Linked DNA regions of Homo sapiens: region 1 is linked to region 2. The links are chromatin contacts, found by POLR2A ChIA-PET in ENCODE. All regions are on one chromosome and are shown on one strand. The core of a region is the stretch at or near the end of the contact, and the rest is flanking DNA. Distances in the headings are between cores, read along the strand shown.

The links. ChIA-PET counts read pairs that join two places held with the same protein, here RNA polymerase II (POLR2A).
Region 1: POLR2A ChIA-PET joins it to region 2 with 11 read pairs in naive thymus-derived CD8-positive, alpha-beta T cell. The contact joins the enhancer-like site here to the promoter of FKBP10 in region 2. POLR2A ChIA-PET finds 5 or more read pairs at or near these places in 2 of 52 experiments (B cell and naive thymus-derived CD8-positive, alpha-beta T cell).

What each region holds. Positions count from the first base shown.
Region 1 is chr17:42,244,680-42,251,534 of GRCh38, reverse strand. The region is part of intron 1 of STAT5B (signal transducer and activator of transcription 5B); the gene reads left to right. Among named protein-coding and RNA genes, the nearest start is that of STAT5B, 28 kb to the left of the region's middle. Within about 2 kb of position 4,839, at least 14 of the 41 ENCODE cell types and tissues checked have a DNase peak (open chromatin) inside an H3K27ac peak, as active enhancers do.
Region 2 is chr17:41,809,447-41,816,153 of GRCh38, reverse strand. It overlaps FKBP10 (FKBP prolyl isomerase 10), which reads right to left and starts at 3,150. Exons shown (of 10, transcript NM_021939.4): 1 at 2,875-3,150. The coding sequence starts at 3,119. It overlaps P3H4 (prolyl 3-hydroxylase family member 4 (inactive)), which reads left to right and starts at 4,205. Exons shown (of 8, transcript NM_006455.3): 1 at 4,205-4,700; 2 at 4,870-5,022; 3 at 5,120-5,291; 4 at 6,320-6,448. The coding sequence starts at 4,239. RefSeq lists enhancers at 348-847, 848-1,349, 3,836-3,945 and a silencer at 4,086-4,575.

The sequences.
Region 1 (6,855 bases), core at 3,590-6,089, 430 kb before region 2:
GTGTTTTACAAGTTGCTTTCTCATTTCTATTAATGACATTTCCCCCTGTATGTAAAATGTTTTCTGCCATTAGAAAGCCTAAGTTTCAGATGTTCTGTGATAAATATTGGTGATGGATAATAATGTAACTAATGGAAGCCCCTTAAGGAATTTGCGAACAAGTTTAACAAAGTTAACAACTCAGCTTCTTATAGGAAATGTTGCATTGCTAATTCTGACCACAAGTGGTCAGGATCTAGGTTTTGGCCTTATGGGAAAGTTACCCAAGCCCAGGACAGTTCTCGTTATTCTCCTCCCACTCACTTTTACAATCTAAAGCTTTTGGCTAATTTCTGATTGATTTAAAAGAATGAAGGTGAACCCCCACCCCCCAAATATGGCATCCTTTGGTTGTGCTTGAAGGTTTGTCTTCTTAGTGCTAACCCTCAGGGAAGGGAGTCTTATTTAAAGCCTTTTTTTTTGGATTGTCAAATAATCTTTTTGTATTCATTTGTGAATTGCATTTTATGATAATTCATTTTGTGGCTCGTGTTATAAAGGAGTTAAACTGCAGGTATCACTGTCAGGAGAAACTCATTTGACTAGCTGATGATTTTTTTTTTTTTTTTTTTGAGACAGAGTTTCCCTCTATCACCCAGGCTGGAGTGCAGTGGCATGATCTCCACTCACTGCATCCTCCGCCTCCTAGGTTCAAGTGATTCTCCTGCCTCAGCCTCCCGAGTAGCTGGGACTACAGGTGCCTGCCACCACGCCTGGCTAATTTTTTGTATTTTTAGTAGAGATGGGGTTTCACCATGCTAGCCAGGATGGTCTCGATCTCCTGACCTCATGATCCGCCCGCCTTGGCCTCCTAAAGTGCTGGGATTACAGGCATGAGCCACCGCGCCCGGCCTCGTGATGATTTTCAATAAGTAAACCACTGTGGTTCACAGCCTGAGCTCCGAAGGTGGACAAAACTCCTTGAATATTTATTACTACTACTGTTATTATAATTCTATTACTACTGCTGCTAGTACTTTATTTTTCTCATTTCCCATGCTTATTCCTTTGCTATTATTTAAGGTTTGGTGATGAAGTATAGGAAGGGCTTGGAAATGAAGTCATTTATTTTGTTTCCAACACAAAACAGTTTCTAGTGTGGGTGTGTGGGTGGCTTAATTTAACATAACAAACTAATACGTTTTTCCTTGAACTCCATACTATCTTCATTTCAAACTAGGTATTCTCAGAGTGGGGTTAAAATACTCTCCATCATCAAAGCCCAGACATTTTAGAACAAGAGCTTGTCTCACAAAAAGCCTGGTGTCTCTGTTGCCACCACAACCTGAAACTAACGAGTTAGAAACCACATAGAGCCAACGACATGGGGTAGGAGCTCGTAACATTTTCTCGCAAGTTTTGTGTAGATAGTTAAGCCGGGAACCGATCTGGTTGAGAAAAATGTTTAAAATCATCATTTTCCCTTCCTTCTCCTTCACTTTTATACTCAAAAGGGTCTAATTTTGCTCCTCTGGGAAGATTGAATGCGTAGGCTTTCATGTAGTTTAACACTCTCTTAATTTAAAGAAGTCTGGGTTTGGTGCAGTGGCTCACGCCTGTCATCCCAGCACTTTGGAGGGCCGAGGTGGGTGGAGCGCTTGAGTTCAAGAGTTCGAGACCAGCCTGGGCAACATAATGAAGCCCCGTTTCTACTAAAAATACAAAAAATGAGCCAGGCATAGTGGCACACACCTGTGGTCCCAGCTACTCAGGAGACTGAGACAAGAGGATTGCTAGAGCCTGGGAGGCAGAGGTTGCAGGGAGCTGAGATCACGCCACTGCACTCCAGCATGGGTGACAGGGTGAGACCCTGTCTCAAAAAAAAAAATTATATTTTCTATCCTCTTCCCCTTTTTGTTATGTGTTTTACAGTCTTTTCTCCATGTCTAATCTAAGAAACTTATATATTCATTGTATATATATCTACTGGTTGTCAGCATTGAACCTTGCCTGTGCCCTAGCATGTTGCAGAATGACTGACTTGACTTTATTTTGAGAATAAGTTCAAAATTTATTCTTTTTTTATCAGTTGACTAGGGACCTTATCTGTTGTTGCATTTATTATCTCTAAAATACCATCTTCTTTTTCTTTTTATTTTTTTTGAGATAGAGTCTCACTCTGTTGCCCAGGCTGGAGTGCAGTGGTGCAATCTTGGCTCTCTGCTACCTCCACCTCCCAGGTTCAAGCAATTCTCCTGCCTCAGCCTCCCGAGTAGCTGGGATTACAGTCACGCGCCACCACACCCAGCTAATTTTGTATATTTTTGGTAGAGACGGGGTTTCACCATGCTAGCCAGACTGGTCTCAAACTCCTGACCTCAAGTGATCCACTGGCCTTGGCCTCCCAAAGTGCTGGGATTACAGGCCTGAGCCACCTCACCCAGCCTACCATCTTATTTTTAGATGGAGACTTCTGGACATTGGTATAAAATCTGGATGGTTCCAGTCCTGACCTTTTCTTCATGTTTAATCTCACCTTCCTAACACTTCCACCACGTTGAAAAAGCGTAGCTCCATATGATCTTACTGCCCTTCGTTCAGTCAAGCGAGACACTGACATTGTGTAGATTCTGGGTCTCACATTTGCTTTGTTTTTATCTGGAGCTTTACTGGAAACTAAATGCTATTGCGTACTAGCTGCAGAAGCAGGAGGGGAAGTTGGCAAGAATTCGCTGCTTTCTGTTTGGTCTGTCTGAGGCAGCTGACCTTTTGGAAGGAAATCGCTGCTCTTCGCTTCTTCCGGTAACAGTGCCGCCTGTGAAAGAACACATACACAGAAGGGCTCTGCCGTTATCCTGGCTGATGCCTTGCAGCATAAGCTGTTAGTTAAGAGGTGGGAGCCTTTCAGTGCATCTGTTGTGTGCTGTAGGAGCATGCACTCAAGTTCCTACACCATGCTAAGTTGTGTGTAGATCTACTATTAGAGGTATAGTGAGAGACGGTCTGTTACCAGAAAAAGTAGGTTGCTTTAGCAAAAGTAATTGCATTTTATTTACTCCCACTATGAGTGCTGTAGTAAATGTGGACAATTATTTTGTGCACAATTTTAGTTCATCTTAATGTTAAATGTCCTGGTAATTGCTTTTTATACCTGGATAACCGTTGTTGTTTTTTTTTTTTCCCCAGCAGGACAAACATTTTGATTTGCTAAGACATGAGCTCTTATTAAATGTCATTTCTTCTCAGAATTAGAATAAGATTTTTTTTTTTTTTTTTTTTTTTGGACAAGATCTTACAATGTCACCCAGGCTGGAGTGCAGCGACACAATCACGGCTCACAGCAGCCTCAAACTCCTGGGCTTAAGCAGTTCTTCTGCCTGTCTCCTGAGTAGCTAGAACTACAGGCATGCGCCACCACACTGGGCTAATTTGTAAATTTTTTGTAGAGATGGAGTCTCACTATGTCGCCTAGGCTTGTTTCAAACTCCTGGCCTAATCAGTCTTCCCATCTCGGCCTCCCAGAGTGCTGGGTTTACAGGCATGAGCCACTGTGCCTGGCCCAGAATTATCTTCTTCTTTTTCTCATACATTTTTTTTTTTTTTAGAGAATGAGTCTGGCTCTGTCATCCATCTGGCATGCAGTGGCGCAATCATAGTTCACTGCAGCTACTAACTCCTAGGCTCAAGTGATTCTCCCACCTCATCCTCCCAAGTAACTAAGACTACAGGTGTGCGCCACCACACGCTACTACTTTTTGTTTTGCTTTCTTTGTAAAGACAGAGCCTTGATATGTTGCCCAAGCTGGTCTTGAACTCCTGAGCTCAGGTGATCCTCCTGCCTCAGCCTCCCAAAGTGCTGAGATTACAGGTGTGAGCCACTACACCTGGCCAAGATTTAGCTTCTTAACAAACCTGCTACTCGTTGGATCCACTTTTTCTGCAGGACTTGTTTTACTTAAACACAGGTAGTAGGACACCCCACAACTTGGGATTATTTTTGGAAAGCTGTAGTTGGGTTTCATATCACCCAGTAAGCAAACAAGGGAACTAACCAGCTGATGAAGCGTTTCTCTCTTAAAAGAGGAGATTTCAGTTTTGTATTGTTTTAACTAAAACATATTCAGTTCAGTTTTTATTTTGTTATTTGAAATGACATATTCAAGTTATGTCTAAGTAAAAATGAAACATTTTAATTCATGGCAAATTAAGAGAACACAGCTACCTGGAAAACGGGGCAAACTGCCATATCCTTCTGTATTTAGTTTTGGTTCGGTGGATAGGTGTGCTTTTCTAAGGTATTATTGGTCTCTTCCCTAGATTTGCTGTTGATGGCAGAGATGGTTGGGTGAAGGTTTGTGTTGATGTACATAAAAGACATAGAGATTAGTACAGAGAGAAACATCTCAGGGCCCCCTTAGCAAGATTGCCCTGCAGTGCTTCTGTTCTTGGAAACTGGTCTGATCTGTTCCACTTTCCTGGGGTAATGAAGAATCCAGGGGGAATACAAACCCTGCGTTGGTTTTAGGTATAGGTTCTTGGCACAAAATAAATTGATATCAACAAAACAGGAAGATTTCTCCCCGGTTCTGTTGGCCTTTGAGTAGGAGCGAAGTTAGGAACCAACAGCTGAGGTTTCCTGTGATCTGCTCTTGTAATGATAGCTTTCTAGACACCTTGAATTGTTACTCTTGAACTGTCAACGGCCTTCACGTAAGCCAGTTGTGTTCAGGTATGTGATTAGAGGTAAGGGATGTGTTTGTTTGTGTTTAGAAATGGGGTCTCACTTTGTGGCTCAGGCTTGAGCATAGCGGCGTGATCATAGCTCACTGCAGCCTTGACCTCCTGGGAGCGCTCCTGTCTCAGCCTCCTGAGTAGCTTGGACTGCAGAAGTGAGTCACCATGCCCAGCTAGAAAGTTTTTTATTTTAAAGAAATTCTGGTACCGTTGTGAGTGACTTTCTGTGTATTTCGTTCTATTTACAGTTGGTACAAGTTTGCTTAGTCACATCAAAGATGAAAGAGGGCCACTAATATATATAAATATATGTCAGAATTACAAATTAATCTGCTATTAACAGTCTTAAATCACTATTTGAAAACACATTTAAGGCACTATATATTTGAAAGTGAAAGAATTGCATTTTAAAAAAAATTTTTTTATAATTCTGAATTTTTACTTTATAATTCTGAATGTTCTACTTAAAATTAAAATTTTTTTATAATTCTGAATTTTTACTTTATAATTCTGAATGTTCTACTTAAATCAAGGCTGCCCAGGTAAGACAGTGTCATAACCTGGATATTATCATGTTAGGAAATATTTCTTCCTGTGTTTTATGTCTCTTTAAACTTGGTTCCTGTGGGATAGTCAGTAGTACCAATTCCCCATTGATTATTAAATTTATATCTTAAGTTTTACATTTTAAACACAATTTAATCAAAAACTTTACAAAAATTGTACCAAAAAGCCCCTTCACCTAAATGTAACAACTGTTTACACTTCTCTTTGACCTTTCTCTATTTGCCCTCTTGCATACGTGTTGCATACACTTTTCATTTAACATTCTTTTATTTCTACTCTAAAAAAATGTGTCTACAGGCCAGGTGTGATGGCTCACATCTGTAATCCCAGCAGTTTGGGAGGCCGAGGTGGGAGGATCACAAGGCCAAGAGTTGGACACCAGGCTGGCCAACATGGTGAAACCCCATCTCTACTAAAAATACAAAAATTAGGGCTGGGCGGGGTGGCTCACGCCTGTAATTCCAGCACTTTGGGAGGCCGAGGTGGGCAGATCACCCGAGGTCAGGAGTTCGAAACCAGCCTGGCCAACATGGTGAAAACCCGTCTCTATTAAAAATACAAAAAATTAGCCGGGCATGGTGGTGGGCACCTGTAATCCCAGCTACTCGGGAGGCTGAGGCAGGAGAATTGCTTGAACCTGGGGGGCGGAGGTTGCAGTGAGCCAAGATCGCGCCATTACACTCCAGCCTGGGCAATAAGAGCAAAACTCCGTCTCAAAAAAATAAAAATAAAAAATTAGCCAGGCATTGGTGGCAGATGCCTATGGTCCCAGCTGCTCAGGAGGCTGAGACAAGAGAATTGCATGAACGCGAGAGGTGGGGGTTGCAGTGAGCCAAGATCATGCCACTGCACTTTAACCCTGTTGAAAGAGCAAGACTCAGCCAGGCGCGGTAGCTCACGCCTGTAATTCCAGCACTTTGGGAGGCCAAGGTGGGCGGATCACAAGGTCATGAGGTCGAGACCATCTTGGCCAACATGGTGAAACCCTGTCTCTACTAAAACTACAAAAATTAGCTGGGCATGGTGGCGCGTGCCTGTAGTCCCAGCTATTCGGGAGGCTGAGGCAGGAGAATCGCTTGAACCTGGGAGGCAGAGGTTGCAGTGAGCCGAGATCGCGCCACTGCACTCCAACCTGGGTGACAGAGTGAGACTCCATCTCAAAAAAAAAAAAAAAAAAAAAATTAGCCAGGCATTGGTGGCAGATGCCTATCTATGGTCCCAGCTGCTCAGGAGGCTGAGACAAGAGAATTGGTTGAACACGAGCGGTGGGGGTTGCAGTGAGCCAAGATTGTGCCACTGCACTTTAACCCGGTTGAAAGAGCAAGACTCTGTCTCAAAAAAATAAATAAATAAAATAAAAATTTAAAAATGCGTCTACATGGTTTTTATATTTCAACATAGCTTTTATATTTCATTTAACTGGTTGCACCATATCCCATTAGATTAATACATTATAGTCTAATCATCCCCCTATTTTGGACATTTTGGTTATTTCTGTTTGTCCCGACGGTATATATCCCTGGGAATTGGCCTGAATCAAGGCACTTGTCAAAGAAAATTTTGCTAGGTAGAAAC
Region 2 (6,707 bases), core at 1,901-4,400:
ATACATATGTATTTTTGGAGATGGAGTCTCGGCTCTGTCACCCAGGCTGGAGTGCAGTGGTGCAATCAGCTCACTGCAACCTCCACCTCCCGGGTTTAAGCGATTCTCCTGCCTCAGCCTCCGAAGTAGCAGCTGGGATCACAGGCATGCACCACCATATCTGGCTAATTTTTGTATTTTTAGTAGAGAGGGCTTTCGCCATGTTGCCCAGGCTGGTCACTCTTGGCCTCAAGTGATCTGCCTGCCTGGGCCTCCCAAAGTGCTGGGATTACAGGAGTGAGCCACTGTGCCCAGCCAATTATATACACTTTTAATTTATTTTAAGTTTTCAGAAGTAAAGTGAGGATGGGAGATTTTTTTTTTTTTAATTGAAGGGGCCATGGGTTAAGAAAGTTTTCTGGCCGAGCGCAGTGGCTCACGCCTGTAATCCCAGCACTTTGGGAGGCCGAGGCGGGCAGATCATGAGGTCAGGAGATGGAGACCACCCTGGCTAACATGGTGAAACCCCGTCTCTACTAAAAATACAAAAAAAATTGTGGAGGCGCCTGTAGTCCCAGCTAATCGGGAGGCTGAGGCAGGAGAATGGTGTGAACCCAGGAGGCGGAGCTTGCAGTGAGCAGAGATCGCGCTACTGCACTCCAGCCTGGGGGACAGAGCAAGACTCTGTCTCAAAAAAAAAAAAAGTTTTCTAAGTTGTGTGGGCGCGGGGGCTCACGCCTGTAATTCTAGCACTTTGGGAGGCTGAGGAGGGTGGATTGCCTGAGCTCAGAAGTTTGTGACCAGCCTGAGCAACATGGTGAAACGCCATCTCTACTAAAATATGAAAAATTAAGGCTGGGCGCCGTGGCTTACGCCTGTAATCCCAGCACTTTGGGAGGCCGAGGTGGGCGGATCACGAGGCTGGGGTGGCATGTCTGACTGTGTGACACGTAGACAGACAGGGCCTCCGCAGGGAGCCATGCCCTACCCCCAGGTCCAGCTGGCTGTCTTCTTATAATACCCACCCGCCTTTTTCAAGACCAGTCTGGCCAACATAGTGAAACCCCTCTCTACTAAAAATACAAAAAAATTAGCCGGGTGTGGTGGTGTGCACCTGTAATCCCAGCTACTCGGGAGGCTGAGGCAGGAGAATCACGTGAACCTGGGAGGCAGAGGCGGAGGTTGCAGTGAGTTGAGATTGCTCCATTGCACTCCAGCCCAGGCAACAGTGTGAGACTGTGTCTCAAAAAACAAAAACAAACAAACAAACAAAAATTAGCTGGGCGTGGTGGCATGCGCCTGTAATCACAGCTACTTGGGAGGCTGAAGCAGGAGAATTGCTTGAACCCAGGAGGTTGCAGTGAGCTGAGATGGCACCACTGCACTCCAGCCTGGGCGACAGAGTGAGCCTCCAGCTAAAAAACAAAAAGTTTTCCAAGCTCAACACTCATGAGCTGGGCTCCCAGAGTCCCCATCAGGGATGACATCCCCTAAATCCCAACCCCTGCCTCACTCCTAGCAGTCAAGGGCTCAGGGCTGCACTTCTGGCTACTACCCTATATCTGAATTTGCCCACCAAGCAGACAGGTTTTAAGTCTGGACTGTTTCCTTCTCAGTGTTGTTATGAAGGCTTAAGCTCTGCATTAAGTTTCTACAAGTTCCACAGCATCAGGTCATATGGTTTTCCTCAGGGTCAATGTTAATGTGTGCTGAACTGGCTGGAGGACTGCCAGGCCCTGTGAGAAGCCTACGTTCATTCATCCATGTCCTTGGAGTCCTAACATCAGCCTTAGCAAGTAGGTCCTGTTTTTGTCTCCACTTTTCAGATAAGGAAAGTGATGCCTAAAGAGACAAAATTCTCTGTCCATGGTCATAGCCTGGATTTGAACCAGGGTCTTGGGACTCTTGGAGTTTGTAGGCTTACCCCAATATATGCCTGCCTCTAAAGTCATGGCCACTAATTTCCTGTGGGCTGAGTTGTGTGTTTCAGAGGAGGGTCTAAGAAACACTGACTTCTTTCAGTGTGCTGTGGGGTCTGTGTGTAACTGGGACCCTAGATTTACCCCTGAGGCTGGCATACAGCCCTGCCCTGTCCCCGCTAACAAAAGTGGACTTGCTGGGGCAGACCAAAGGCCTGGGTCAGACCAGGAGGCCACCTTACAAACCCCAAGGCTGGCAAAAATGGGCGGCCTGTGCCTCTGGCCTGGTGTACCTAAAATGGAGAGAGATGAGGGTTCCAGGAGAACCAGAGAGGGAGGAATGAAATTCCTCCAAGGAGCCCAGGGTGGCATGTCCGACTGTGTGACACGTAGACAGGGCCTCCGCAGGGAGCCACGCGCTACCCCCAGGTCCAGCCGGCTGTCTTCTTATAATACCCACCAGCCTTTTTCCCTGCCCACCAGCCGCTGAAAACTCCCACCCCCTCCAAAAAAAAGTTCTATTCCCTCTTCTCTGACCACAAAGGCACTGAAAACAGTGGAACCAGAAGGGGAGTCAGGGTGGGTGGAAAGGTACGGGGTCCAGGCTGATAGACCATCCCAGGGTTCTTAAGCAGCAGGGACCACCCCCTTCCCCCCAACACTGTAGATCAGAACACCCCTCTCCATCAGGTCATTACATACAGCCCTGGTAACTACACAAGGCAGTTCACCTTGATTATCGAGTCCTTTCCGGGATGTGGAGAGCTTGTGAGAAAGAAATGGGATCCTTTGAGAAGTGAGGGTTTGGAAGTGGGGGCAGGAGGGTATCTTTGGGGAGATGGGTGTCTGGGAGGCCCCAGGGGTGCTGTCTAGGGTTAGAGTATTGGGATGCAGAGCTTAAAAGAGGCAACAAGGAAACAGGACCCCGGGTTCAGGGGACGGAGTGGTGAATCCGGGGGCGCCCAACCGGGGTTACCTTGAATCAAACTTCTTGCCATCTTCAAAAGTGCCGTTGTAGTGGTAGCGCACAAAATCCCCCATCTGCACTTCCCGGGGACAGGCCCTGGGGATGTGGTACCTCTCGATGACCACATCTTCCAGGGGGCCCCCGGCCGGGCTGGCGCGGCCCAGCCCCCTCCCCACGGCCTGCACCACCAGTAGCAGCAACTGCAGCAGGGGGAGCCGGAGGAGGCTGTGGCTGGGGGGGCCCGCGGGGAACATGGTGCCTGGAGTTGGGACCGCCGGCAGTGAGGGCGAGCGAGGGAGTCGCCACCAACCTCCTTCCCCCCGCCTCCCAGAACTGGCTCCCCCTCTTCCTGTCCTCTTTCCCTACCCCCGCCCTGGCTGGTCCACGTGGAATGGGGGCTGGGAAGACTGAGCTGGCCTGGCCGGGAGGAGCGGGGGAGGGGGTTGCAATAGGAGGAGGGGGCCAGGCTGAGTGTGTTAGAGTCTGAGGGAGGCACTACAAAGAACTCTAGGTTCCCCCTCCCCCCATCTCCATCCCTGGCTGCGAGACCTGGGGCCTGGCCAGGGAGAGAGGCTCGGGAAAGATGAGAACTCTGAGTGGACACCAAAGGAAAAAAAAAAAAAAAAGTTCAATGACTTTTTCCGGAGCCCCCGGGTCCTAAAGCCGGGCGGAGATGAACCTTGCTTCTTTCGCGGGCACTTCGAATTCTAGTCCCCTCCAGGTGGGTGGTGAAGCCGCGGAGTGTGAGAGGCATCTCCGTGCTCATCCGTGACCCCAGCTGTACTCCAAGGGAAGGCATCTCCAGGGAAGAGCAGCTTGGTCCCGCAAAAGCTGGACTGAAAGAAGGACTTTGTGACTTGGGATGTGACGGGCACGGAGATGGAGTGGGGGGTGGTGGCAGCGCAAGGTGTGCAGGTGACAGCAGGTGTGTGCCTCCGACGTGGGCGGGGGAGACACTCGGAGGGTGCAGGAGGGCGCAGCGACGGAAGGCCCGGCTCCAGGGCTTCCTTCTCGTATGGGCAGCGCAGAGGAGGCGGCCCTCACTCAGTGTCCTGATCTCAGGCGGGGGCACTGTTTGCATGGGGAGGGGCTTCCTGGGCTTCCCATCTCTGGCGGGAAGCGCTCCCCGACGCATTCTCTACCTAGGGGACACCCCCAAGGCAGGAGCCCGGGCCGACGGAGAGGACTTAACGACACTATCGGACCCTCTGGGAAAAGAGGGGAGACGTCGTGACCCAGGCCCCGCCCCACCTTGCCGCCTCGTGCCCGGCGCTAAGACCCAGCGGGCGCGCCGCCCGCCCGGGGCCCGGCCCTGTCCCCTTCCGTCCGCGGGGCAGCCAGCTCAGCTCCGGAGAGCCGGCGGCGCGGCGGGCATGGCTCGGGTGGCGTGGGGGCTGCTGTGGTTGCTGCTGGGCAGCGCCGGGGCGCAGTACGAGAAGTACAGCTTCCGGGGCTTCCCGCCCGAGGACCTGATGCCGCTGGCCGCGGCGTACGGGCACGCTCTGGAGCAGTACGAGGGAGAGAGCTGGCGCGAGAGCGCGCGCTACCTGGAGGCGGCGCTGCGGCTGCACCGGCTCCTGCGCGACAGCGAGGCCTTCTGCCACGCCAACTGCAGCGGCCCCGCGCCCGCGGCCAAGCCCGATCCCGACGGCGGCCGCGCAGACGAGTGGGCCTGCGAGCTGCGGCTCTTCGGCCGCGTCCTGGAGCGAGCCGCCTGCCTGCGGCGCTGCAAGCGGACGCTGCCCGCCTTCCAGGTGCCCTACCCGCCGCGGCAGCTGCTGCGTGACTTCCAGAGCCGCCTGCCCTACCAGTACCTGCACTACGCGCTGTTCAAGGTGGGAGCCCGCCCCCACCCGGGGACCTGTCTCGGGCTGGGCGTCGTGGCTCCCCACAGATCGGTCGAAGGAGCGTTATCTTCACCCAAGGCACGAAGCCCGCCGTGCGCTCGGGGCCGCGAGCTCCGGTCTTGCTGACCCGCTCCCCCACCCCCTACCCCCCGACCAGGCTAACCGGCTGGAGAAGGCGGTGGCGGCGGCCTACACCTTCCTCCAGAGGAACCCGAAGCACGAGCTGACCGCCAAGTATCTCAACTACTATCAGGGGATGCTGGACGTCGCCGACGAGTCCCTCACGGACCTAGAGGCCCAGCCCTACGAGGTGGGGTGGAGGGTCAGGAGGAGGCTTGTAGAGGAGGGCTAGTAGAGGAGGGGAGATGTTGGGGGCGCCCTGACTCCCCCTGCCACGCCCCTTCCAGGCCGTGTTCCTCCGGGCTGTGAAGCTCTACAACAGCGGGGATTTCCGCAGCAGCACGGAGGACATGGAGCGGGCCTTGTCAGAGTACCTGGCAGTCTTTGCCCGGTGCCTGGCCGGCTGTGAAGGGGCCCATGAGCAGGTGGACTTCAAGGACTTCTACCCGGCCATAGCAGGTATCTGCCACCCAGACCACGGTGGGCGGTCCTCTCACCCACAGGGCCCGGTAAGGCAGATGTCCCCTTCATGCACGTGGAGCACTGCGAATGCGGAGGAGCCAGCCGGGAGGAAGGCCTTGTCTGTTGAGAAAGACGCTGGGTGCAGGGGCCCCAGCTGGGAGTGTCCAAGGGGCTGGATCAGTGAGTAGAGGCAGTGACATCCCTAAAGGGTTTGGGAAGCTTGGGTTCATAGGCCTTCCAGGCAGAGGGCAGTGCAGATGCAAAGGTGCAGCGGTGAGAAGTAACCCAGCAGATGTGTGCAGAAAGCAGTTGATAACCAGAAATTACACCTAGTCTTGGGATCTCTAACCCTGGGGTCCCTCGAGCAGGGGCAGAAAGGACTGTACTTGGCCAGGTGTGGTGGCTCACACCTGTAATCTCAGCACTCTGGGAGGCCGAGGCAGGCAGATCACGAGGTCAGGAGTTCAAGACCAGCCTGACCAACATGGTGAAACCCCGTCTCTACTGAAAGTACAAAAATTAGCTGGTCGTGGTGGCGGGCACCTGTAATCCCAGCTACTCGGGAGGCTGAGGCAGGAGAATCGCTTGAACCTGGGAGGCGGAGGTTGCATTGAGCCCAGATCGCGCCACTGCACTCCAGCCTGGTCGACAGGGCGAGACTCTGTCTCAAAAAAAAAAAAAAAAAAAAAAGACTGTCCTTTAGCTTCTCTGTTTGGACTTCTGCCCCATTTCTGGACCTCACCTGCTGCTCTCCCAGAATGCCCTGGCTCCCTCTGGCTTGGGGTGGTGGTTGAGTGGCAGGGGTGGTGAGTCAGCCCAGCCCACAGTCATCTTCCTCACCATCACTTGTCATATAGTATGCCAAGCACTTTACAGACATTCTCTCCTGTGATTGCAACAGCAACACATTTTCTGGACAAGCAGCTTGGCTTAGTAGGCAGAGATTGGATTTAGAGTCTTCTCCACTGGGGGGACGGAGATGTTCATTGCAATGCCAGCCTCTCACTGCTGCCTCCCACCCTCAGATCTCTTTGCAGAGTCCCTGCAGTGCAAGGTGGACTGTGAGGCCAATTTGACCCCCAATGTGGGTGGCTACTTCGTGGACAAGTTCGTGGCCACCATGTACCACTACCTGCAGTTTGCCTACTATAAGTGTGAGCCCCCTGGGTGGGCTGGCTTGGGCAGGGGACGAGGTGATAAGGGAGAGGACTGTATGGGAGCCTCCCAGAGTTGTGGGGAGCTTTCCTTCAGTATTGAGGACCCTGGGTGATAGGAGGAAAGTCTAGGGGTGGTGGGAATATGGGGAAGGCACCCTGGGAGTCTGGGGCAGGTGAGAGGCTTCTGAGTGAGAACAGACAGCAGCCTCAGGGAGAAGAAGAGGGTCTTTTGGGCAAATGACTAGACAACCAACAA